2 separate regions of the Homo sapiens genome follow, and region 1 is linked to region 2. The links are chromatin loops, found by intact Hi-C in ENCODE. Cell type or tissue: A673. All regions are shown on one strand. Links, peaks and the distances in the headings refer to the core of each region. The heading gives the core; the rest is flanking DNA. Region 1 holds the start of LOC105377876 (a long non-coding RNA gene). Region 2 overlaps LOC105377876 (a long non-coding RNA gene).

The links. Hi-C counts contacts between places; a loop is a spot of excess contacts. Peaks named below come from ENCODE experiments on the same cell type or tissue, not always from the same donor. Only the 100,000 strongest peaks of a DNase experiment are listed, where the experiment ranks them.
Region 1: it touches region 2 in a loop (8-fold over the local background); 2 of 110 quality-filtered maps call a loop at or near these places.

The regions. Positions count from the first base shown.
Region 1 is chr6:82,681,825-82,694,086 of GRCh38, forward strand. It overlaps LOC105377876 (a long non-coding RNA gene), which reads right to left and starts at 6,660. Exons shown (of 6, transcript XR_001744232.2): 1 at 6,430-6,660; 2 at 4,080-4,145. In A673, for the core only: no CTCF peak of the experiment used is centred there; DNase peaks (open chromatin) are centred at 5,157, 6,187, 7,257, 7,917 and 1 weaker place; H3K4me3 peaks cover 1,499 bases; H3K27ac peaks cover 7,211 bases.
Region 2 is chr6:82,610,671-82,622,932 of GRCh38, forward strand. All of the region lies in intron 5 of LOC105377876 (a long non-coding RNA gene), which reads right to left. Among named protein-coding and RNA genes, the nearest start is that of TPBG, 250 kb to the left of the region's middle. In A673, for the core only: a CTCF peak has its summit at 6,159; DNase peaks (open chromatin) are centred at 5,421 and 5,891; H3K4me3 peaks cover 740 bases; H3K27ac peaks cover 1,917 bases.

The sequences.
Region 1 (12,262 bases), core at 2,024-10,023, 71 kb after region 2:
GCCACCACTAGCTACAAGGGGGGCTGGGAAAGAAGAGGATGGGATTGGTGTGATTCACCTAGAACAGGATTGGTGTGATTAAGTTAGAACGTTAGATCAATCATGACCCATGGCCTCAGGTGGCACATCATTGCTGTGAATAAACTTGCAGTTCAATTGGCAAAAAAAAAGTGGAAAAGAATGAGTATACAATTATCAGCTCTGCCACAGTAGGTATTCTATATACTTTATAAGTATAAGCGAGTGAATAAACAAATGCATGAAACATGAAGAAGTAAATATTAATCTTTGCAATAAGGACAGGTAGATAGTTCTTGTAATTGATTAGGGTAGAAAAGGCAAGAGTAAATACAGATGCAGAGTGATACAAATAAAAGAAAACTCAACTCTACAACTTTAAGGCAAAACAAAACAAATAAAGGACATAATTTATGAGTCTCTATATAGCTTCCTTCACTGACAGAAGCATCAGGCAGCTCCAGGCTTATATCCTCACAGGTTCAAGTTCAGGGGAAAGAAAGCACCACAGGAGCCACGAAGAAAGGCATAAGTTAACAATCAGGCTACAGTCACATAGCTACCCTGAATCCAGGGGTCAGGACTAGTCACAGCCAAGACTCACAGACCAAGTAGGAGAAGGGTGGAGAAAAAACAGGAGCTATTATCAGAAGAAAGGATGGATTGGATGACTGGCAGGCAAAAAGAATAGATGCCACCTCAAACAGAACCCACAAATGAGGACCAGGCATTCAGAAATGGCATGAGAAGTTAGCAAGGCAGGTGTATGGGTTCAGAGTCAACACGATTTGATGTCACTGCCCTCCATGTGACACTCCCACATCATTTAGTAGAGGAGCTGGCAGCACCTGCAACACATCATCTCAGCTTATCTTTTCTTGGGTGGTTACTTTTACAAAGCAGCAGTAAGAGGATAGATTAAATTAATCCTTCTCAACTTTTCATCAGAATATCCCCTACAGCCATGAAGGGTGAGCACTCTGGATTTTGGGGCAGAAGGGTGGTGAAATAGAAGGCTGGCAGAATATTTTGGAGCTGTCTGCTGCAAAACTAAAATTTATTTGAAGTCTTGTGCTTTTTACTTAAGATGTTTAACTTTGAATTTTATTCCATAGAATATCCATGTTATTTTTCAAGTGTTTTAACTTACTAATCACTTAATAGTTTCTCAAGTTTTTTTTTCCAAATAAAATTGACACTCCTAAATGACATACCATTTCATTCACTTTGGCACATAGCTATTTACCACTGGACTATACATACGGCAGTTCAAGAAGCATGGGATTAAGTAAACTCTGCACATTGTCTCCAGCCTGTTATTCTCAGGTAGCTCTCATTAGCCATAAATGTTAAATTAAAGCTGTCATTAGCCATAAATGTTAACACAGATGGTCCCCAAATTAGGATTTTTCAACTTTAAGATGGTGTGAAAGCGACAGGCATTCAGTACACCCCTCAACTTATCCAGATAAACCCATGGTAGTCAGGGAACATCTGTAAAATTGCCATCTTTGAGTACCTACCACATTCAAAGCAATTTTATATATTTTCTCATTTAATTTTCCCAATAATTCTGAAAAGAAAATATCATCCCCAAACACACAAGGAAGGTGAAAGTCACAGAAATTCACTAAGTCACTGAGAGTTAGACATTTAGATAATAGGATCGAAACTCAGTACTCTGGCTCTAAAGCCTGTGTCTCTTCCATGTCTTTCTTCCTCTCCTTTCAAATTGCTTCTTTACGCTTGAGGAATATCAACCTTGAATAAGAAACAATCTACAAATTTAAGCAGAATACAGAATAACTAATAATGCATTATCCTACACACACTGAGGCCTCCTGCACTAAGGCAGTGTGGAATAGTGTAGTAGACCTGGAATTAGGAGTCCTAGGTTCTTTTGTCAACCCCACCTATAGCAACCCCACCTATAGCATTGGAAAAATACTTCTCTGGACCTAAGGCTCTTGATCTGCAAAATAAGAGTGAGACCCGGTCATTTTTGCAGTCATATCCAGCTCCAAAGTGCTAACCTTTCAACATCAATTCCTCAAGATTCAGCAGTCTAAGTGCAGACTAACCAAGTCTTATACGCCTATTAAATGTAATATGCCCTCCAAAAGAGATCAGAAAGATTTAATTATAGGCACACTCTCAAAAACGGTATCAGATGAATGCTAACTCCAACCCCAACTTCTGAGAAAATAATCATAACAGCACTAGGATGATAACAACTACTTATTGATTGTTAATCACATCCCAGTTACTGTTCTAGTGTAAGTACTATCTCCTTTAACCTTTGTAACAACCCTACACAAAGTAGATCCCATTATCATTCCCATTTTACAGGTGAAGAAACTAAAGTATGGTACATTTAAGTAACTTCCCAAGATCACATAATTAATGGCAAACTCAGCCATTAATTATGTATAATGTAATGTGTAACGGCAAACCCAGAGTCAGACTCTGTAGTCTGAAGCGAGATGGTCATGAAACACTGTCTCCCTCCTGACCAGGCTGTTCTCATTGAGAAATGTGCACTTGAAAAGCTTCCTGGAGACGAAAGATCTTATCATTAATGCTGCACCATAGATTGATTTAAAACACAGAGTGTTTTATTATGCCAGCAGATGCATGCCAGAGTTGTGACAATGTCCATTAATGTCTAATTGGCTTTGTTAACCTTGCTGGAGTCTGTGGAGATTGCAATGGTGAGGTCTGAGGGAAAAACTGAGCTGGTGGGAAGGAGTCTGGTTGCAGTTAGGAGGCAGGCACCTGATACACAAGGATTCCCTGCATCGTAACCACACGAACACTGATGGGAAAGTAAATTACCATTAGTATTCATCAGCACCAGTCAGACATGCCTAATGATTGGCTTTCAGGTTAAGTAGAGAATACTAAACTTACTCAATAATATTCATTCAGTAGTTGTATTCGCCGGTTTTTACACTGCTGTAAGACACTGCCCAAGACTGGGTAATTTATAAAGGAAAGAGGTTTAATTGACTCACAGTTTCACATGGCTGGGAAGGCCTCAGGAAACTTACAATCATAGCAGAAGGCAAAGGGCAAGGAAGGCATGTCTTACACGGCAGCAGGCGAGACAGAGAAAGAAAGAGAGAAGGGGAGGAAGAGCCCCACACTTATCAAACAATCAGATTTTGTGAGAACTCTTATCATGAGAACAGCAAGGGTAAAATCTGCTGCCATGATCCAATTATCTCCCACCAGGTCCCTCCCTTAACACGTGGGGATTACAATTCAAGTTGAGACTTGGGTGGGCACACAGGGCCAAACCATATCAGTAATGCTTTGCGAGCTCAGTTGAGTAATGCATTTTTTCATGGAGACTGTTTTGGGATGGTGTTGTATGGAATACATTCTGGAAAATTCTGCTCCATAGAATATAGCAAGCTTTGGCCAGCAGACCACCCAAAAATGAACAAGTGCAATAAAGAGTTCTTAGCTTTCTATGCTACTCATCCAGGAGGCGCTGGTGCCCCAGACAGCTGAAGCATTTAAGAGAAAGTAGATTCTCATGTTTGTTGAACCTCACTCAAACCAAGGGCAAGACCGAAATGTCTCCATCAATATGCAAAACTTTTTACTTTGAATTGGACATTTATTATAGATAAGACATTCTGATAGGCACTTTACATACCTTAAATTGTTTAAAGTTTAAGCATCTTTATCATTTTTAGATGTATAAAAGATGATTTTTAAAAATAGAACACTTGCTGGTAACCAACTTAGTGTTAAGATTATTTTCTTAAATTCAACTAGTTGATTAAAATTAGGTGGAGGGAATGAGGGATTGACACGAGGTGATGTCTTTTAATTTATCTACTTAATAGAATTGAAAGATCCCAACAGGTTCTTCCTGCTCAATACACAAACAAAGACCATAGCATTGCAGTAAAGAAAGAGTTTAATGGACACAAGGGTGGCCATGCCATGTGGGGGACAGTTATTACTCGAATAAATCTCATCTTAGGTTAGGGGTTTTCCAAAGGTAGTTTGGGGGAAGAGGTGGAGGTGGCTAGGCAATGGGTACTTACTGCTGATTGGTTGGGGGTGCAATCATAGGGATATAGGAAATTATCCTCCTGCTGGCTGAAGTGCTTCTGGGTGGAGACACAGGAGTGGTTAGCAGGTCCAGGTAGAGCCATCATTGGTGTTAGACATGCAAAAAACCTGAAAAGTTATCTCCAAAGGGCAATCTTAGGTTTTACAATAATGATGTTATCTGCAGAAGTAATTGAGAAAGTTGTATATCTTGTGACCTCCAGAAGAAATGGCTGGCAATGCTCATATGTTAGCAGAATCCAGGCTTTTCTATCTTCCTAGCCTGGTGGTCTCATTAAGCTTTACAAAGATGGCTGTGTTTGGGGGAAGGGCTATTATCATATAAACTATAAATGTCTCCCAAAGTTAGCCCAGCCTATGCCCAGGAACAATTAAGTCAGCTTGAAGGCTAAAGGCAAGAGGGGGTTGTCTAGATCAGATATCCTCCACTGTCATAATTTTCTTACTGTTACTATTTTTGCAAAGGTGGTTTCTGAATTGTCACAAACATCATACCCAAGTTAAATAACTTGCTATTTTCTATTTTTATCCTTCTTTTAAAAAATAATTTTAGATTTTGATTCAAAGATAGAGCTCATTTTTGCCACTGAATTCTCTAAGAATTTCTATCAAGGAGGAAGTCTTGATTAGATCAGTGAATCTCAGATATTTATAGTCCTTGGAAGAAACAGGTTACCAAAAAAAGAGGGAAAATGAAAGATGGTTCCTTTAAGAAATGAACAAAGAAGGAATATACGTCCCAACCACAAGAAGCAAATGGAAGGAAACGGCTGGCTTCAGAATGTTAATATCATCACTGCAAATTAGTTTTCATATAAGTAATTAATCAACTTTTGTCACTTTTTGCGATTCATTGTGAACATTCTGCATGAGGTCCGTCCTTCACTGTGCTACTTCAAGTTTAAAAGCCTGAGGCTTTTAGAACTTGCCTTATGACATTGTCGAGGCCCTTTTTATAGTCTAATTAACATGCCAGAAATTTCAAGCCAACAAAAGATACAATGGTACCATTTTTCAGCTTTGAAGAACTTTTTCATGCCCACTTCAAGCACTTCTTACACTTCTGGCCCTCTCTGCTCAGATACCAACCTCACTGGAGGGACTGGCTTTAAGCTTCATGAAGGGCCCCACCCTTCCTGTTCACTCAGTGGGACCATTCATGAGAGGAAATAATGACATTACATTATGCAATCTTCCCTATATGTAACCTCTCCTAATAGAGCCTTTTTGATGGAATTTTTAGGATCCACGGCCACCAGGATTAAGCTACATACTCTAAGCTAAGGACCACACTGGACTGGAGCAAATATAACAGATCTCAGCACGGATTGCCTTGGTACCAGAGTCCCTAACAAGCCCACATGCTGCCAGTCACACTGTCCACACAGAATCTTGGGGGATCTGGAACACTCCATCCTGGCTTTAAGTTACCACCACTACCAAACTACTGCCCTTTTCTATTAAGGCTTAAATTGCCAATATAGCAATACAGAAGAACCTATACTCACAAGCATTCACTTCTGTTTAAAGGGATGTTTACAAACAACAGGATTTCTTGTTTCTTGAACCTAACTTAGCAGCAAGATGAGTTCTCACCCGGGGGAGAAATTATATATACAATTTATTAGTAGTTCTATTACATATGTAAATGTGCCCATTATAGAATATAAAGAGAAACAGAAAGGAGTAAAATTAATCACTCATAAATACCTATATTAACAATTTAAATAGGCTTCTTTTCACCTTTTTTCTCCTGTAACTTGTATTATAGGAAAATGAAAGTAGTTGAAACTGTAAGTGAATTTTAGCCAAATATTTTTCCTAAATAAGCCAGCCAAAAGATGCTCTCCCCCAAGTCCTCTGAGATCTAATGCTGGACAAGAGGTACTGTGCCCCATCACCAACCACCCACATGGAAGCAGGACTCAGGACATCATGAGCTGCACATTTCTTATTTTGCTCACAGTCAAGCTGCGCAGGCAGAAGGGGTGAGGATTATTAATCAGAGAAAGTGAGATGAACTACCAGCTCTCTCTCCTCTGCTCCTCAAAGAATTCTTTCACTTCCTCTGCCTGTTTCCTGTCCTCACCCAGGGTGGCCCATGTTCTCCCATGGCGCTCTCCTCTGCTGCTCCGCTGCTTTCCTGAAGGGCAGCAAAAGGCCTCCCGGTGTCCACAGCATCTGGTGCTGCTTCAAAGCCAATCACTAAACCAGCCAACTATCTGCCCTTGTGATTTGCCCAGGCGAATCTTCCAAGGCCAGTCGTGTCAAATTGGAAGCTCCGGGAACCTCTGTGCAAATGAATTCTAAAATCCTCCTTACCTTTACAGCAATCTCACAGAGATTTATGTTGTCACCAAGAGGAAAACATAAACCTTTCTGCCGTCACTGAGGTACTCCAAGTGTGACTGCCTTTACTGCAACTCTCCAAGAGTGAACTCTGCATGAAAAATAAAATTTCGGTCTTAACATCAGCTTTACTGTGAAATGGGCTGGAATTCTTCAAGAGACTAATTTATAAATGAATTCCGAGAATCTGAACAAGAAGTATCTGAAAGGGAAAACTTAAACGATACATAAATAGGTGAAAATACGTTCAACCTCATTAACGATCAAAGGTATGCTAAACAAAACATACATGTTTTTGCTTATCTAACTAGAAATGATTTTTTAAAGTTATATTTGATGTCAGTGTAGAATGTTGGGAAACTTGTTAGTCAGGTTTCCCAACATTCTACTGGTGGGAAATTGGTAAAAGCAAATTGGGGAATTTATATTAACAGTAGAAACTATGCATAATCTCTCAGTAAACAATTCTACTTATGATCCTAAGGATAAAATTAGTAGCACGCAAGAAGATTTGATAATAGCAGAAACTGGAAAAATATACAAGAATGAGTAGTTATTAAATATGGTATCTTCACTTGACAGAATACTCTACAGCCATTAACAAGGAGCTGGAGGAAGAGGTTTATACGTGAGAAAAAGCTAGTTATGAAACAACACATACAATATAGCCCCAGTTTAGTGGAAATACATACACCTAGAAAAGGGTTTAGAGAGGAGTCATCAGTGGTTATCTCAGAGTGGGGTGGACACAAGGCTAGCAGGATGGCATGCAGTTAAGAGTAAGGGGATTGAACATACTTGGATGCATATCCTAACTCTGCCACTCTGGGAACTGGGGCAATTTTCTCACAGACTCCTTATTTGTAAAATGGGGATAATGTGACTACTTAGGGCTTGTTAAAGGATTAAAAGAAATGGTTTTAATAAAGTACATAGCACAGTATTTGGTACAAACAAAAACTAACTTATAGATCTGCAGATTTTTTATCTGTAATTATCAATTTTCTATGATAAATACATATTTTATAATGAAAGTCATTTAAAAAATGTAAACAAATAAAGAATTCTAATTAATGATATACACATTTAAGTGATTAGAAGGGAAGTATACTAATGTTTGCAATTTACTTTGAAATACACCAAAACATAAGATGGATTGATGGTGGATACACAAAAGTTTACTGCAAAATTCTTTCAACTTTGTGGTATGTTTGAAAATATAAAATGTTGGTAAAAAGGAATATCACCTTAAATGTATTATCTTTTTTATTTATATAAGTAAGATGGCCGGGCACAGTGGTTCATCCCTGTAATCCCAGCACTTTGGGAGGCCGAGGCGGGTGCATTGCTTGAGGCCAGGAGTTCAAGACCAGACTAGGCGACAGGGTGAAACCCCGTCTCTCTACTCAAAATAACAAAGAAAGAAAGAGAGAGAGAGGGGAAGGAAGGAAGGAAGGAAAAGAAAGGAAGGAAGGAAGGAAGGAAGGAAGGAAGGAAGGAAGGAAAGAAGGAAGGAAGGAAGGAAGGAAGGAAATAAATTAGCTGGCCCTGGTGGTGCATGCTTGTAGTCCCAGCTACTGGGGAGGCTGAGGTAGGAGAATCACCTGAACCCAGGAGGTCAAGGCTTCAGTGAGCCAAGATCACACCATTGCACTCCAGCCTGAGCAACCAGAGTGAGACTCTATCTCAGGAAAAGAAAAAAAAAAAAAAAAAGGAAAAGATCTTCATTTTAACAGAGCATGAAATTAACACATGAAGAAAAAGTTAGTAATTTCTCTAACATACTCCTCACCAATTCCACTCTGCTGGAAAGGTATTTTTTGTATCTTTCCACATTTTTATACTCATAAATTTAAAAGAAACTGTTTTTTCATAAGATTTTATCATTCATATTACTTGCAACCCCTGTTTTTTACATTTGGAAAAGTAATTTTTGTTTAAAAAACAAAGAATGAGATCTACCTCTTACTAATGAACCTATAAATAGCAAATAAATTTTCTTTATACATAAGATAGAAGAACATAGCTTTTTCCCATATGCGGTTTTTTTTATTACTCAAAATTTTAGGAGCCTTCATAGCAAGAGATAAAATACTTTGGTTTTTAAAATACTTTCATTATTGTTATATTAAAATACAACATAGCTTGGTGCCTGCGCATCCTACTGTGAGCTAGCGTTTATTACCGTCTCCTCCCATGGGTTCCAAGTCCACTCACCTCTGTCTTCGGTGGCAGTATTGCTAGCATTACACTTGAGGTCACTTTCTGCAGGCACCACTGTAGCCCAAGATAAAGATAAAAATGTACCTGAGATTCACAGCCTCTGAATATGCAGGACCACAATTCCCATTACATATGTACACTGAATGTGAAGAAAACAAAACAAAATAACAACGGTAACAAAACTGTATAAATATAGCGTGTGTAAGGGGTTGTTATCTACCCCACAGAAGCAGACTGGACTCTACTCAAGATTTCCAAGGAAACTATCTTTTGTTAATGCTTTGAAAATGTCCTCTCTGTTATTTTCTCCGCTTTTTCTTTATGAAACTCCTATTTTCTTAGGATACTGAACCTCCTAGATTAAGCCTTTAATTATCTTAGCTTTTCTCCCTTATTATCTATTTCTTTAATGTTACTTCTTCCTGGGTGTTTTCCTTGACTTCATCTTCTTGAATGATGAGCATTCTTAATTTCAACTATAATTTTTAATTTCTAAGTGCTTTTTGCTCTGACCAGACTGGTTTCATTAATTTGCATTCTTGTTTTATGTCACTAAAGATATGAAAAAGCAATACTTTATAGCATTTTTTCCATTCCTTGATTTGCCTCTGTTAACTCTTAGTGTATTTTTATTATTACCTTTTGGGGCAGGAGTACCTTTACTTTTACCTTTACTTTTACTTTACTGTACCTTTACTTTTCATGTTGAAGGTTTTCCTTAAATATCTGGTTATTTTCTCCTATTTAAAAACAAGACATTAAAATGATGATTGGAAGCCCCACTCTATTGGTGGCATCTTAGTTCATTTTGTGCTGTTAGAACAAAATGCCACTGACTAATTTAGAGCGAACAGAAATGTATTCTGTCACAGTTTAGATGGCAGGGAAGTCCAAGATCAAGGCAGTGGCATCAGGTGTGGGCCTTCTTACTGCATCCTTACGTGATAAAAGGCAGAAGGGCAGGAGGGAACCAGCTCCCTCTGTCAAGGCCTTTTATGAGAGCACTAATCCCATTCATGAGGGAGGAGCCCTTGCAGTTTAATCATCTCTTAAAGGCTCACCTCTTAATACCATCACATTGGTAACACCTGGATTTTGGAGGCGACACATTCAAACCACAGCAGTAGGGCTTGACAACTAGTGAATCTCACTGTAGAGCAATGAGCAGGCATCCAGCTCTTTTAGGTTTTTATTTGTAGGTCTAGTCAGTTCCTGAGATTCCTAAGAGAAGAATCCTCCAATCTCGTCCTTGGGATAGAAGGCTGGCTACTAGTACGCTCAGCTTAGATGATGGAAAACCTCCTCATTAGATACAACATGTTTCTTGTATTTCCCTGGTTTTCTATCCAGCATCGAATCACTTCTCTCATCTGTGCTTGGTATCCACAATTCCAAAAACTGTTTCTGCAATTCCTCTAAGAAATGGATCTCTCAGCTCTCTTAGGGCACAGGAAGGGTAGTCATCTAACTTCTCAGAATGAAGGTGGGCATTGGCATCCAACTGCTCCTTAAACAAATAGTCCCCTTGTTCTCAGCCTCCTCTCTTCCAGGCTTTGGGCTTCCAATTTCTGAGAATTCCTGGAATCTGGCAGGGTAAACTACTGAGCTTCTCAGTGGTAACCTCCCTCCTCCCCTCCACATACACACTTGTAAATTTGACCTTTGATCTGCCCAATGGTTGAAATTCACCCAACCATGTGCAATCTTCATGTGTTATAGTTTGGAGTTTTAGATGTTTCCTGGTTTCATTAAAGATAAAGCTGAGCACCTGTAATTGTGCTGTGGTTGTTACTGTTCTTGTTATTGTGTGGTAACTTCTGAGAGGAGAATTGGGCAGAGACATTGTTACTTTTACCTCCTATCTTATAACTGATAGAGCTTCTTATTAGTAGAGGAAAGATTGTTGTTTATTTTCTTAGGTGAGAATAGAAAATTATTCTCTTCTAGTTGGAAAAAGCCTGTCATATGTATATTTCTTCATATTCTCAGCATGAATTCTAACCTAAATGATTTCTTTCTTTCTTTAGATGCCTAATACATACAAAGTTAGGAAAGCTAAGGCAGGAAGCCAAAAGGAAACACTGTTTTCTTTTTCTCCCTGGCAGTCTCTCAACATTTTGGGCTTCATACACTATCTCCACTAAATAACAGAGGGAGAAACTGAGATAGAAAGTGAATCCCAAAGTGTTGAAGGATATTATGCCATCAAAAGCTAATGTCTGCATGTAAGAAGGGGATTTCAACCCCAAGTTTTCTTTCTAGAATGCTAAGGGCAGGCAGGAAAATTATGAGGAAAGAAAATACTTAGGATTTAGTAAAATAGATACCAAACTTTACATAGGAGTTTATTTCTTCACAATATTTTCTATGTTATATTCTAAGAACAAAAGCACACAATCTTCTTCTGGGTAAGGATAAGCTTTTGTTTGACACACATGGCTCGCATGCAGATCCTGCCACCACCATCTTTCTAATTGGACTGGAGTTCATATCTTTTCTCATTTGGCTGCCATTCATCCAAACTACCTCCCACTCTTCCTTTGTCTAAGAAATTTCCCACTTTGAAAGTCCTGTTGGGAAGGAGAGTTATTTCTCACTACATAGGCTGAGGCACTGAGGCTGTCAGATTCATAATTTCCCAAGTCAATCTTGCAGGTAGAGTGCTGGCACTTGACCAAATCAGGTGCACCTGCTCCAGCCAGCAATGTAAAGGCACAAGGATTTGAGAGGAAGGGAAATGCTGTTTTTGTAGTGCCAGATGCAGCAGCAAAATCAGGTTCCCAGGGCAACAGTAGTATCAGCAGTAAGCACGGCTCTGTGCCAGCAGGGTCTACTTTGGCAACCTAAGTGCATCCACTACCACTCTGCAGCTGTAGTGACAAAGGTCTTTATGGAGCCACTGAGCCTGAGCCAGGTCCTGCAGATTCCTGGTAATTCTATCCATGACCCACTATATTTTCAATAAATCCCCCTTCTGCTTAAGTTAGCTGGAACTAAGACCCTGACTGATACCTGTGGGTTTCATATGATGATTGAAATAACTGAGAGCTAAAGGTGCAACTCTTGACCTATTAAATGACAACAAATACCATACGGGTAAGAATATCTAGCCATACAAATGCTACAGATAGGTAGATATTTCCTTTGGTACCCACACATTTTTTGTTAGTTTGAACAATATAATCCTGTTTTCAGAGTCCTACTCCAAGAAAAAGTGCTAATATTCTTTTAATCTTGCAAATTTCATGGACCAGAAGACTCAGGGTTCTTGGTGACCCCACTAGAAGCTAAGACAATGTGAAATCCCAAATGAGCAAGCCAGCTATTCCTACTCATCATCATAACTGCCTAACTCATCCTTCAGACACCAGCGTGTTCAAGGAGCTCCTCTGGGTCTATACACCTGCATTTAAAATGCATATTCAGGCCAAAAGGAGAGAGAAGGTATGTGCACAGAGGAAATTAATGGCTGTGGGAATCATGTTTGAGCACTCTTTTAGTAAGCAAAGCTAATGAGAGTACCCATGCCCTTTTTTTGTTTAGTAGTGGTGTCCAGGTGGTGGTTTTAGGTATAATTATTATA
Region 2 (12,262 bases), core at 2,177-10,176:
AGCAAACAGTATGAGCAATTTTTTTACTATGTTTGCATTGTTTGAAAGTCTGAAATTATTTCAAAATAAAGGTTTTTGTTAAAATAACAGGAGTCATATAAAGTATAGGCAGAAGACAAAGGAGAGAGAATCTTTCCTCAAGTCATAAGTCAAAGGGAGGGGATGAGGGAGGATAGCAGAAAGATTTTTGGGGATGGAAGCATTTGAGGCGGTCAATATTGAGAAAAGATATTCTAGGCAAAGAAAAGAACAGAATTAAAAGCAGCAAATAACAAGGTACGTTTTGGATATAAGTCATCACGTTCCTTTGGAGCTCGGTGTCTTTGAAAGGGAAGTAGTGTGAGACAACAGTGAGAGGTGGATGTTTCTGTGTCTCTGTGGTAGGCTGAATAAGGCACTTCTCCACAAAATGTCCATATCCCCATCCCCACAACTTGACAATATGATACCTAACATGACATAAAAGACTTTGCAGATGGGATTCAGTGAAGACCTTGAGATGGGGAGACAATCCTGGATGAGCCAGGTGGGCACAAAGTAATCACAAGGGTGCTTATACAAGAGAGGCAGGAAGATCACAAGGCAGAAGGAGGAGATGGGACAAAAGGAGCAAAGGTTGGAGTAATGCTCTTTGAAGATGGAGGAAGAGGCCATGAGCCTAGAAATGCAGACAGTCTCCAGAAGCTGAGAAACACTAGGAAGCAGTCCTGCCAATGCCATGATTTTTGACCCTGACCTCCATAACTGTAAGAGAAGAGATTAGTGTTACTTTAAGACTCTGAGTTTGTTGTCATTTTTTACAGCAGCAATCAGCAACAAATACAGTCTCTATACCTGACTTTGGTCTGAAACTCATTTCAATTTCACCTCTATCTGGGCTAGGGTTACAGTCTCCTACCTGTTTCCTCTGCTTCTATTCTCCATTCCTCCTTTCTGTGAAAGGTTGTCAGATTTATTTTTCTCATGCCCTGGACTGATCATGTCATTCCTCTAAACCAAAGCTCTTAGGCATCCACAGTAGCTGCTAAAATGAATCCACACTTACTATACTGGCATTTAAGAACCTCCACAATCTGGCCTCAGAGTGAATTTCCATCTTTATCTGTACTTCTCTGCAGCATTACCTTTTCATCTAGGCAAGCAGATTTAGTCGCAGTCTCCAGGGTTCTCCTTCTGTATTTCAGAATGCCAGCTGTGAAGGTCCAGGTCACTCTTCCCCCTTCTTCCACATGCCAGTTCATAGTGATTTCCCTCTCTGCTGAACTCTTAGAGACTTTAATGACTGTGTGGTCTGAAACCTCATGTCATCTGTTCTTAGAGTCCAGAGTGCCTGAGAATTGACACACAGGAAATCAACCTAGACTGGATGGGATTGCCATCTAAAGATATGATTCAGAATTTTATGTGTGAACCTGGGAAGCAGATTTAGAAAGTACTCAAGTCAATTAAGGTGTATAAATTGGAATTTTGGGAGCAAAACTAAAACTAATAGAGAAAAAAATGTTCCAGACAACATGATCTAATGGCTAAAGGCCCTATGCTTTCTGGCGTCAAAATCCTGGATCTATTACTGAGTAGTTTTATTCCTACAGCTGAGATTATTATTGATTAAAACAGCTGACTATGCCTGCTCAGGCTGTTATTATAAGTTCATCTTCTGATTATAGTAATTTTCACATATAGCTCTTCCTATGAAGAGAGAATCTACTGGCATGAACTGTGGTTCTCATTGTAAATTGGCATTTAGTTTCATACATCAGTCTCTTATGAATTTGGTTATTAAATTGATCACTAAGGCTAAGTCCAAAGTCACTAAATCAAGTGAAGGAACTAAAGCAATTTGTTGCATTGCTCTGGCCAGTGAAAGAACTTTACACTATCTGCATCTGAATTATTTAGACTGTCTGTAATGATCAAATTCACCAGATTATTGCTCAACCTTCTACTGTAATTTGCATAGATAGCCTCCATGTGAACCTGTCATTGTCCCTGGAAGTGCCAGGCAGCTGCTCCATTGAAAACAATAACAGCTGTGAAGCTTAAATCACTTCATGTTTCAGTAAGATGACAACAGCATGGCATACAAGCAGCAGACTGAAAATTCTTTTCAGATAATGCTGCTGAAAACACAGAACAGAAAAAATCACACAATACAGTTGTGTGCTTTAAATTCCACAGTTAGAGAAGCCAAGGCCTCCCTCAGAGACCCTAGGTGACTCATGGTTTTATAGTGTTGTCTAGAGCATGCTACCTTAGCACACACATTGAATCCCCTAACTCTCATTCCTAAATAAAATGCAAGAGAACTAAGAAGCACTCAGTACAAGTCATAATTTCCTTCATATTCTGGTGCGAAGTCACAGTAATTAATGTATCTATAAACACTCCTTGATGAAGCCCCTCTATATTATTTTTAGTCAAATTCTCTCTTTGGCAAGTGATTACAGAATTACATAAAGTCCCAAACCCCAACAAACATATCTAGCAAAAATAAATAAATAAATAAATAAAATAAAACAAACATCCTTTGTTTCTTTGCACAGTTCCTCATTGCACCATGGTAGTATATATCACTACAAATTAGTACAACCAATCATATAAAATCAAACTCATAAAAACTCAGACTTCAGAAAGGGGGATGCTAAACTCAGAAGACTTCAGATTACCAGAAATTCAGAGAAAGTGGAAGTTGACAATTTCAACAAGTTTTCTAGCTGACCTTTAAATGATTTTGATGAAGAAAAGGGCAGGCCACTTGAGTAGGAGAAATAAATGCTCACCTATGTCAAAATATTTGGCAGGCACTGGGCTGGGCCCTCTGGCCTGAATGAATCTCAAGTCACCTGTCAGAGGACCCGCACTTCTATTACTTTTGGATTTGAAAATAAGAGACCCATGTTTAAAACCAAATATTCCAGCCAGGGCAATACCTCCCTTTGTGCCATCAGGATCCTTTTCAAAAATCTGATCTAAAACTCTTCCTCTGATCAAGAACAATAAGTGGTTTTCCTGCTTAAAAGCCACCAATTGATTTCCATTGTCTCCAGCATGAAATCCTAATATTTCTTAACATAGTCCTTCCCACTGTGGTCTTGACACATCTTTTCTTCTCTCATTTTTTAAGCTGCAATTAACAGCTATTTTTTACTACAAAAGTAATATGTGGTTATTATAGTTACATTAGAAACACAAAAAAGCATAAATATTGAAATAAAAATAAACACCCAGAGATAACCATTATTAATCATATTTAATTTTATGTCCTGACAGTTGCTTTTCGCTATATAGGTATACATTCTCTCTATGCCCTTTTCTTTCACTTTTTATTTTTTTTTCTATATCAGTTCTTTGCTCTAAGCATATTTTCATGAGTATTTTCACTCCCATTACTTAGAAATTAATTAGAAAGGGATCATAATGAAACCATTTTAGTTTACAAGTTATTAAAGATAGCTATAGGAAGATAATACATGTTATGTTAACCAACATTTTCTACTATGTTTTCTAATTTTTTCTTTCTTCCATTTATTCAGGGGTGTTTATTGCCTTTCCTAAGCACATTGTTACAGCAATATTTGGGGAGTGGGGGCTACATCAAATTCTTGATGTCTGAGCTTCCAAAACCTTAATATTTGAGGACCTTATGACATAAAGCTTATACCACAAAGTGTGGATCTAGAAGAATATGTTAGTAGAGTTTGCCCAGGACTGTCCTGGCTTAACATATTAAAGTCCCATGTCTCAAGAACACCCTTAATTCTGGCAAATTGGGACAGTGGATCAACTTAGCAAAAGCCAGCTCTTTGTGTTCCCTGTTGAGATAAATATTCTACATTCCTGTAGGGAAAGAGTCTTAGAAGGCAAGTCCTTGAGGCAGGGCTCTCCTTCTGTATTTCAGAATGCCAGCTTTGAAGGTCCAGGTCACTCTTCCCCATTCTTCCACATGCCAGTTCATAGTAATTTCCCTCTCTGCTGAACTCTTAGAGACTTTAATGACTGTGTGGTCTGAAACCACATGTCATCTCTTCCTGCCAGGTGTCAGCCCTGGATTGATAAGATGGATGGTATCCAGAGCACAGTCCGTGGCTCAAGGGATAGAAAGGAAAAAATTCTGATGATCTGCATTGTTTTTTTCCCGAGAAAAAGGAAATGAGAGAGTTAGGAAGTATGAGGAAAAGTGTGGAGGAAATCATACGTAAGAGAAATATGAAAGAGAGCTGATGAGGGACAGTGTCTACAGCTGCTGGCCCTGCTGAGGGTAGGAGACCAGGCCAGTCAACACAGCTATATCATTGTCCCCAGCCATAGCCAACAACCCACAACCAGGGACTAATGCAAGTGCCCTTGAAGTGACTTGTCATCAACTCCCCAGGGCACAGTTGAACCCCTTCATTTTACAGATGAAAACACAGAAGCCTACAAGAAAAAAAAAACTTACTCAAGATCATTTACTCAGTGGTAGAGTCAGGATAAAAGACCAAGATTCTATACTGTTTATGTTCACTAATTGTTTGAAACAATATAAATAAACATTATAGGACCTATTTTGGGGTTTACATAAGAAATATTTGAAAACCCTCAGGAACTCTGCAAGAGTTAAGGTTTTATTCTACTTACAAACTAACAAATGAGCCTGTTACTATTTCACTGATGGCTGACAAAAGGCATGAGACTCCTGGGATGGAGACAAAAGACTTTATTACTCATAGCAAAAGCAGTGACCAGAGTTTCATGGTTGCTTGCTTCAGGTCCCCATGTGCCCCAAGTTGTATGGGGCAACACAAAGGGCTCATGATGGATGCCTGCAAAGAAAATGGGTTGTATTTACAGGAAAGGAACACTGAGCTTGGGGATTTATTGTTTTTATACTAAACAGAAGCAAGCCTACCTTTGGTCTCCAGGAAAATATTACCTCATCTTTCAAGGTTAGGTTACTCACTACAAACTCAACTCTAAGAAATGTCTCGTAAAGAGCAGACGAGACCCTGTGTTCTTGGCTGGCACACCCAGAAAGAGCATGCAGGAATACTCAGAGCCCACAGAAGAAGATTGCCTCTTCCAACATCTATCATTTAAACTAAATGGAGTAACAAACCTAAGTGGTTACAAGGTATAATACTGCCCATTAGATTTCCCATTCCTTTCCAAGATTGGGAGTTAACTCACCATATTTTAGGAAATAAAATCTTTTTCAAACACTGTGGTACTTTACAAGCACTATATGGACTCCTATAGCCATTTATTTCACTGATCAGTTTTAAAATATGGCAGTTAAACAAGGGTGATATTCCAAGTATTTAACATGGACACCAGTCAATCAGAACAGAAGCTGGCTATAAACAGTGAGTATATCACACAGTTGTATCAGCTGCTAAGTTCTACTAAGACTGAACTCAGGGTTAACTTAAGATACAGGAAGTCGAACACCAAGAATCTGCTGTAGTATATAACAAATGTGCCGCATTTGCGTAGGGATAAGGCAGATATATGAATGCTTGTTAGTGATAACAGTGCTAGTCTATTTGATCTAAATAAATTGGAAGTCAGTTCAGAAAATAACTTTATGGCTCAAAAAGAAAGAAATGTCGTTATTATTTTCCCCATTTTCAAACGAATACGAGGAAACCTGCGTACAAAGACATTAACTTGTTTGGAAGGCCAGGGTAAAGTATGGCTTCAGCTAGAAGAAATTTCTAGGGAGCAACTATTAGAGAAAGGTCAAAGAATTCTTCAATTTAAAAAAAGGTAAAATAATTTTGGGTTATGTTTTTACAGTCTTGAGGAAGTATTATGAGTGACTAAAGCTCTGGGGACAACTAAGTGGCACTTAAGATGCTTCCTTTACATATTGTCAGTGGAGTCTGTCTGGCTAGTCTCTCCAGGAGGTAAGATATAATTGACAGTAAAAAGTTTCCCAAAGAAATTATGCTATTTTCACTCTCAATTGGAAGAAACGCTAAGGCTCATGCACGGCTCATAGCCACTCAATCAGCCACCTACAAATCCAGAAACATCTCAAGGAGAAAGCTCTTGCTTCTTTTTTCCTCATCCACTCAAGGAAAATAATTTTAAGATTTGTTTCTTGGGAATCAGACCCAGATACATCTTGCCTCATGGTTCTAGAACAATTCAATGAGAAGAACACAGATGACCTCATCTGGTGACTGGAAAAACTGTAGTGCAGAAATGAAGAACTGTGAGATTCACCAAATGCCAGTTGCAAGGTAGAATGAATCTGTTGAGCTGAGTTAATTCAAATTATCTGGAGAATTGTCTCATGTCTCTACCTCATAGATCTCGAACCACTGAGTCAGTAGATAGGACCAAGGAACAAAGTATGTCTCGTCTTCATTATACCCTTGCCACCACCCCATCACCAGTCCCAAAATAAAGAGAAGGCATATTTAGTTACCAAGTGACTAGCACCATGTGCTTCCCATGCTGTATCACTTTATTCCCACATTATGAGCTGGCTTATTGTTTGTGTTCTGCAAAAAAAAAAAAGCATTACAGCCAAAGAAATGGAGCAATGAAAAAAATAGAAAAAAGAAGCAAAAGAACAAATCATACTCTATGAACTCTTTAGAATCTTATAATCAGAAAAGCTGAAAGGGAACTATTTTAATTTCAGCATGGGTATTTGTTTTTCTATTTAGAAATGATTTTCTTTCAAATTACAGGTCCTAACCTGTATGGGATAGGGTGAAGACTGTAATCCTTTTATTATTTGTGGGTTCTAAGGATTTTAGCCAGCTCTGGTCATCTGCAAAGTATGGTGGTATATTAGTTTTCTGTGGCTTCCGTAAAAAATTATCACAAATTTCAAACAAATTTGTGATAATTGTGGCTTAAAACAAGAGAAATATATTCTATTACAGTTCTAGAGGCCAGAAGTCCAAAAATCAAGGTTTCAGCCGGGCTGTACTCCTTCCAAAGGCTAGAGGAGATAATCTTTTCTTGCCTTTTCTAGGAAGCTCTGATGGCTCCAAGCATTCCTTGGCTCATGGCTGTATAATTCTTATGTGTGCTTTTATCTTCACATGGCCTTCACTTCTGTGTTTGTGTCTTCTCTTATAAGGACATTGGATTTAGGGCCCATCCAGATAATCTGGGATGATCTCATCTCAAGATCCTTAATTACATCTGCAAAAACTCTTTTTCCAAATAAGGTCACATTCTTAGGTTAGGGGTTAGGACATGGATGTATTTTTTGGCAGGCCACCATTCAACCCATTACAGGTGTGGTTAGACAGACTAATTTTTTTAAGTTTCCTGCCCTTGTATTACAGCATTTATGACTAACTAAGAAGAGGCACTATGAAAATACAATAAACCATGTTAAAAAAAAAAAAAAAACATAGGAGTAGGGTTTTGAATTTTCTTTTTTTTTTTTTTTCTGCTGCATCCAAGTGCCTGGCACATACTAGATGCTTAATAAATATTTTTGAATAAAGGAGAGTTCTGGAAGAAAATTAAGAGATTCTAGGAGAGGAAGCATTTGAGCTAGGTATGAATGATGGGTTGCTCATTGCTTCTGAACATGGCTACAAGGCAAGATGGGATCTCCATTCTCAATGCATAGACTAAGGAGAATAAACAGCTAGACCTGGGGAGGTGGAGAAATTTACTTGGCTATACAATTTGTCCCCGAAATATGAAGCCAGAGTCCAAATTATAATGCCCAAAAAAGCATGGCAGAAATCAAGATTGTAATCCACTCCTGTAGATAGTCTATAGCATCATTATCTCAAGGAAAGATGCCGAGATAAATAGGTGTGATATTTTATATGAATTCATTTAGGCAGATTAAGACCCAATCAGAGGTAGTAATAGCCTTCTAGAGTAGGAACTATCAAAAATTAGGAAGCATCATGATCCCAGGCAAGAAGATGGGAGCCCAGGGCTAGGATGCAATCCTAATATGGAATGATCAGAGTGCTGTTTTTAAAGTACAGGTAATCGACAATTTTGCATACTGGAGAAATGTAATAGAAGTTAAGAGAAGTCTGTGGGTTAGTGGGCATGCATGCCCATATGTTATCACACATACACCACTAGGATGGGGAAGGTATTATTTTATGGCTGCCCCACCCAGGATCTTAGCTTAGGAAATGTCAGAGCTGAGCCATCAGAAGGTCCTCCATGTCAGAAGGTAGGCTGGATCAGGAAAGGGCTGACATTTTTGGCAGATAAAAATATGGAAGGAAGCACAGTTCAGTCAGAGAGAATACATGATAAAATGCACAGGGAAATGCAAAACTTGTTTCAAAAATGGTAGATAATGCATGGCTTATCTACTATTTGTTTGGGAAATGAAACTGTAAAGTTCCATAGGGTGCCAGTCCTGGATAGGGAAATGAGGAATGTTTATTTATGTACTTTGTCTCATTTAATTTTATGGCAATATTTCAGGGTTCCCTTGAGAAATTAAAGGTTAGCTGGGCTAAGTAACTTGCTCAGGTTTAACCAGCAGAATGGATAGGATTCCAATTTAGGGTTGTCTGACTTCAACTGATATGCTCTTTCCATGGGATATAAGACCAGCTCTTTACTGCCACTTCAGAAAGTGAAAGAGGCTCCCCAGGAGTGATTAGCACAATACTGAACATGTACGTGTTTTGAAGAAGAGAAATGGATGCTATAAATAAGTACAGCTGGGAGATGACTGCAATAATCCGGGTGCAAGAAGACAAGTGTTGAACTAGAATGATAATAGTAGGAATAACATCATAAGTTTCGTTAGCCAAAGTTAACATTGAATCTGTCCCAGAAGTCCACATGATACATTTAACCAGGTAGAGTTTAACTTAAAAAAATTTACTTTAATTGTTTCAGGAGGTGAGATAGAAGAATAGAAGGTGCACTTTTTTTTTTTTTTTTTTAAGCCGGAGTCTCAACATGTGAGCCTCATTCTTGTTTTGGAAAAAAATTACTGTTTTTTTTTTCTATTGATTAACATAGGGATACTTTAAAATATAAAAGAATTCAGCATTTTAAATTTCAAATGTTATGAGGGCCATTTATTAAATAATTTTGCTTCCCAAAGTAGTTTGATGATTTATGAATGACAGAGATGGTAAAGATCTCAGATGAAAAGTGTTATATCAGCTAAAAATATTTACAGTATTTTAATTTATTACAAATAAAGAACAGTGGAATGTTTTGTAATTCAGAATATAGATTGTCATTTAAAAATTTAAACCTGTTTTTATAACTTCATTTTTCTAACATTGGCTATAGAGAGAGTTGGGTAGAGCTGGCAGCTAATGAGTTACTCATACTTCACTTGACTCCAATTTCTTAACTATAAAATCACAAAACCGTCACAGAATTGGAAATATGAATATTAACCACCATCTTCCAAACTCCAGGAGGAACTGTCACTAGTGAAGCCTAAATATAGACCTGCCCCAAAAGTACGAAACCCAGAGTAGGGAAAACAATGCTGGTTGGAAATATGGGTTTTGGAACTGCACTGTCCTGAGTTTGAATTCTCAGCTTTCTCTGAATAATCTATGCCCTCATCTGTAAATGGAAGACAATTATTTCTCTTTCAGGGGTTTCTGTAAGCATTAAATGTCATAATATGTAAAGTGCTTAGCAAATGTAAAATGTAAGTGCTTAGAAAAGTTCTGGGCTCATTCGAAGAGATTAATAAAGGGAGCTGTCATGATTAAAGAGATTGTTCTCCCTCTTCCATCATGTTGCTGACCTTGGAGATGCAGGGTATTTGTAGAAGCTGGTCATCACATTCTTACTGGGATTTTTTTTCTAAAGCAATCAATGCAGCATCCTTCATCCCATGCATCAGTAACTCTTTTTTCATTTGTTCATGGACTATAACACCAAGTAATGTAGTACAGCTGGAAGTAAATGTTAGGTGCATTGATTGCACCTTGAGATGTGCTGGCCATGGGAGGAAGGAGCAGGAGACAGGAAGAGCTGTAGAATGAATGGTAGATTCTGTAGGCTTTTCGCACATACAATTTGACAAGGGGAAATGACAAATAGATTCAAATTATCAAGAGTAATTTCCCTCTACATATCACACAATCAGGCAGCAGAAGCAGGAACAGATTCTTTTCCAGACCAGCAGATTCACAATAGGTAAATGCCTAATGGGCATGCAGATCATATGCACTGCATGAGTTAAGGAGGTGTCTCTGAGCCCCAGGTGAATAGTGAGGGGGGTGTCAAGGGAATTCTGCACTGGAGTTGGAATATAAATGGCAGGTCTGTTTGGCGTCTTCTCATTCCAAGATAAGAAAACAGAGAAAGAGCAAGCTGAGGTTAATAAAAGAATCTTAGAAATATGAAATGTTGCCAACTTAAACACAAGCAAAAGATCTGGATATATCTCTTCTCACCAAAGAAGATACACGGATAGAAAATAAGCATATAAAAAAATGGTCAACATCATATATCATTAGGGAAATGCACTGTGTAGCACTTATAGTAGCTAAAATCCAGAGAAACAAAACAAAACTGACAATATGTCAATTGCTGCTAAGGATTGGATAACAGGAACACTCATTCATTGTTGATGGGAATTCAAAATGTAATAGCTACTTGGAAGACAGTTTGGCAGTTTCTCACCTTGGGAGGCCAAGATGGGCGGATCACAAGGTCACGAGATCCAGACCACCCTGGCTAACATGGTGAAACCCCGTCTCTACTAAAAATACAAAAAATTAGCCGGGCGTGGTGGCGGGTGCCTGTAGTCCCAGCTAGTCAGGAGGCTGAGGTAGGAGAATCGCGTGAACCCGGGAGGCGGAGCTTGCAGTGAGCCGAGATTGCGCCACTGCACTCCAGCCTGGGCGACAGAGAGAGACTCCATCTCAAAAAAAACAAAACAAAACAAGACAGTTTGGCAGTTTCTTACAAAGCTAAACCCAGTCTTCCCATACAATCTAGCAATATACTCCTAGGTATCCTGGGTAATCACACATCCAACTGATTTGCAAACTTGTATGCACACAAGAACCTGCATGTGAAAGTTTATAGCAGCTTTATTTAAATTGCCAAAAATTGGAAGCAACAGAGCTGTCCTTTAACAAATGAATGGACAAGTAAATTGTAGTACAATTATTTCATGATAAAATATTCAATGATAAAAAAATAAGAGCTATCAAACCACATGTCTTAAGTGTGTATTGCTAAATAAAAGAAGTCATTCTGAAAAGGCCATTTGTATAACATTAAACTACAGAAAAGGTGAACAAATCCGTGGCATATGCAGAATAATTTCAAATCTATGTGAATACTCTACCTTCCAGGAGGGGCAGCGTTAACTCTCTACTCTTTAAATGTGGGCTGTGCATTGTAGCATTCTTCTGAAGAGTACAGTATGGAAATGAGGGAAAAAAATAACTTTACATTGAAAAAAAATCTGACAAACATCTTTGTCAAGTGATCAAAGTTAATATCAATGGTGATAAGCCATGTTGATAGTATGCAGGCTTGATATGATCAGGATGGCACTTTACCTGTGTGGCCTTCCTCCCCAAAACCCATAACCCCAGTCAAATCATGAGAAAAATATCAGACAAATCCTAAATGAGGGGTGTATTAGTGTGTTCTCACACTGCTATGAAGAAATACCCAAGACTGGGTAATTTATAAAGAAAAGAGTTTTAATTGACTTACAGTTCCACATGGCTGGGGAGGCCTCAGGAAACTTACAATCATGGTGGAAGGGGAAGCAAACATGTCCTTCTTCACATGGTGGCAGGAGAGAGAAGTGCTGAGCAAAAGGGAAAAAGCCCCCTATAAAACCATCAGATCTCATAAGAACTCACTCTCTATCACTGAGAACAGCATGAGGGTAACTGCCTCCATGACTCAGTTACCTCCCACTGGCTCCCTCCCATGACACCTGGGGATTATGGGAACTACAGTTCAAAGTAAGATTTGGGTGGGGACACAGCCAAATCATATCAAGGGACATGCCACAAAATATATGACCAGTACTCTTCAAATCTGTCAAGGTCATCAAAAACAAGGAAAGTCTGAGAAACTGCCAACAGGAATCTAAGGAGACACAATGACTGGTATGGTCTGAATGTGTGCCCCAAATTCATATTGAAATCCTTACCCCATGTGATAGTATTAGGAGGTGGAGCCTTTGGGAGGTGATTAGGTCATGAAGGTACTGCCCTCATGAATGGGATTAGTGCCCTTGTATTAGATAAAAGAGTCCCCAGAGATACCTCATCCCTTCTACCATGTGAGGATATTATGAGAAAGCACTATCTATGAGGAA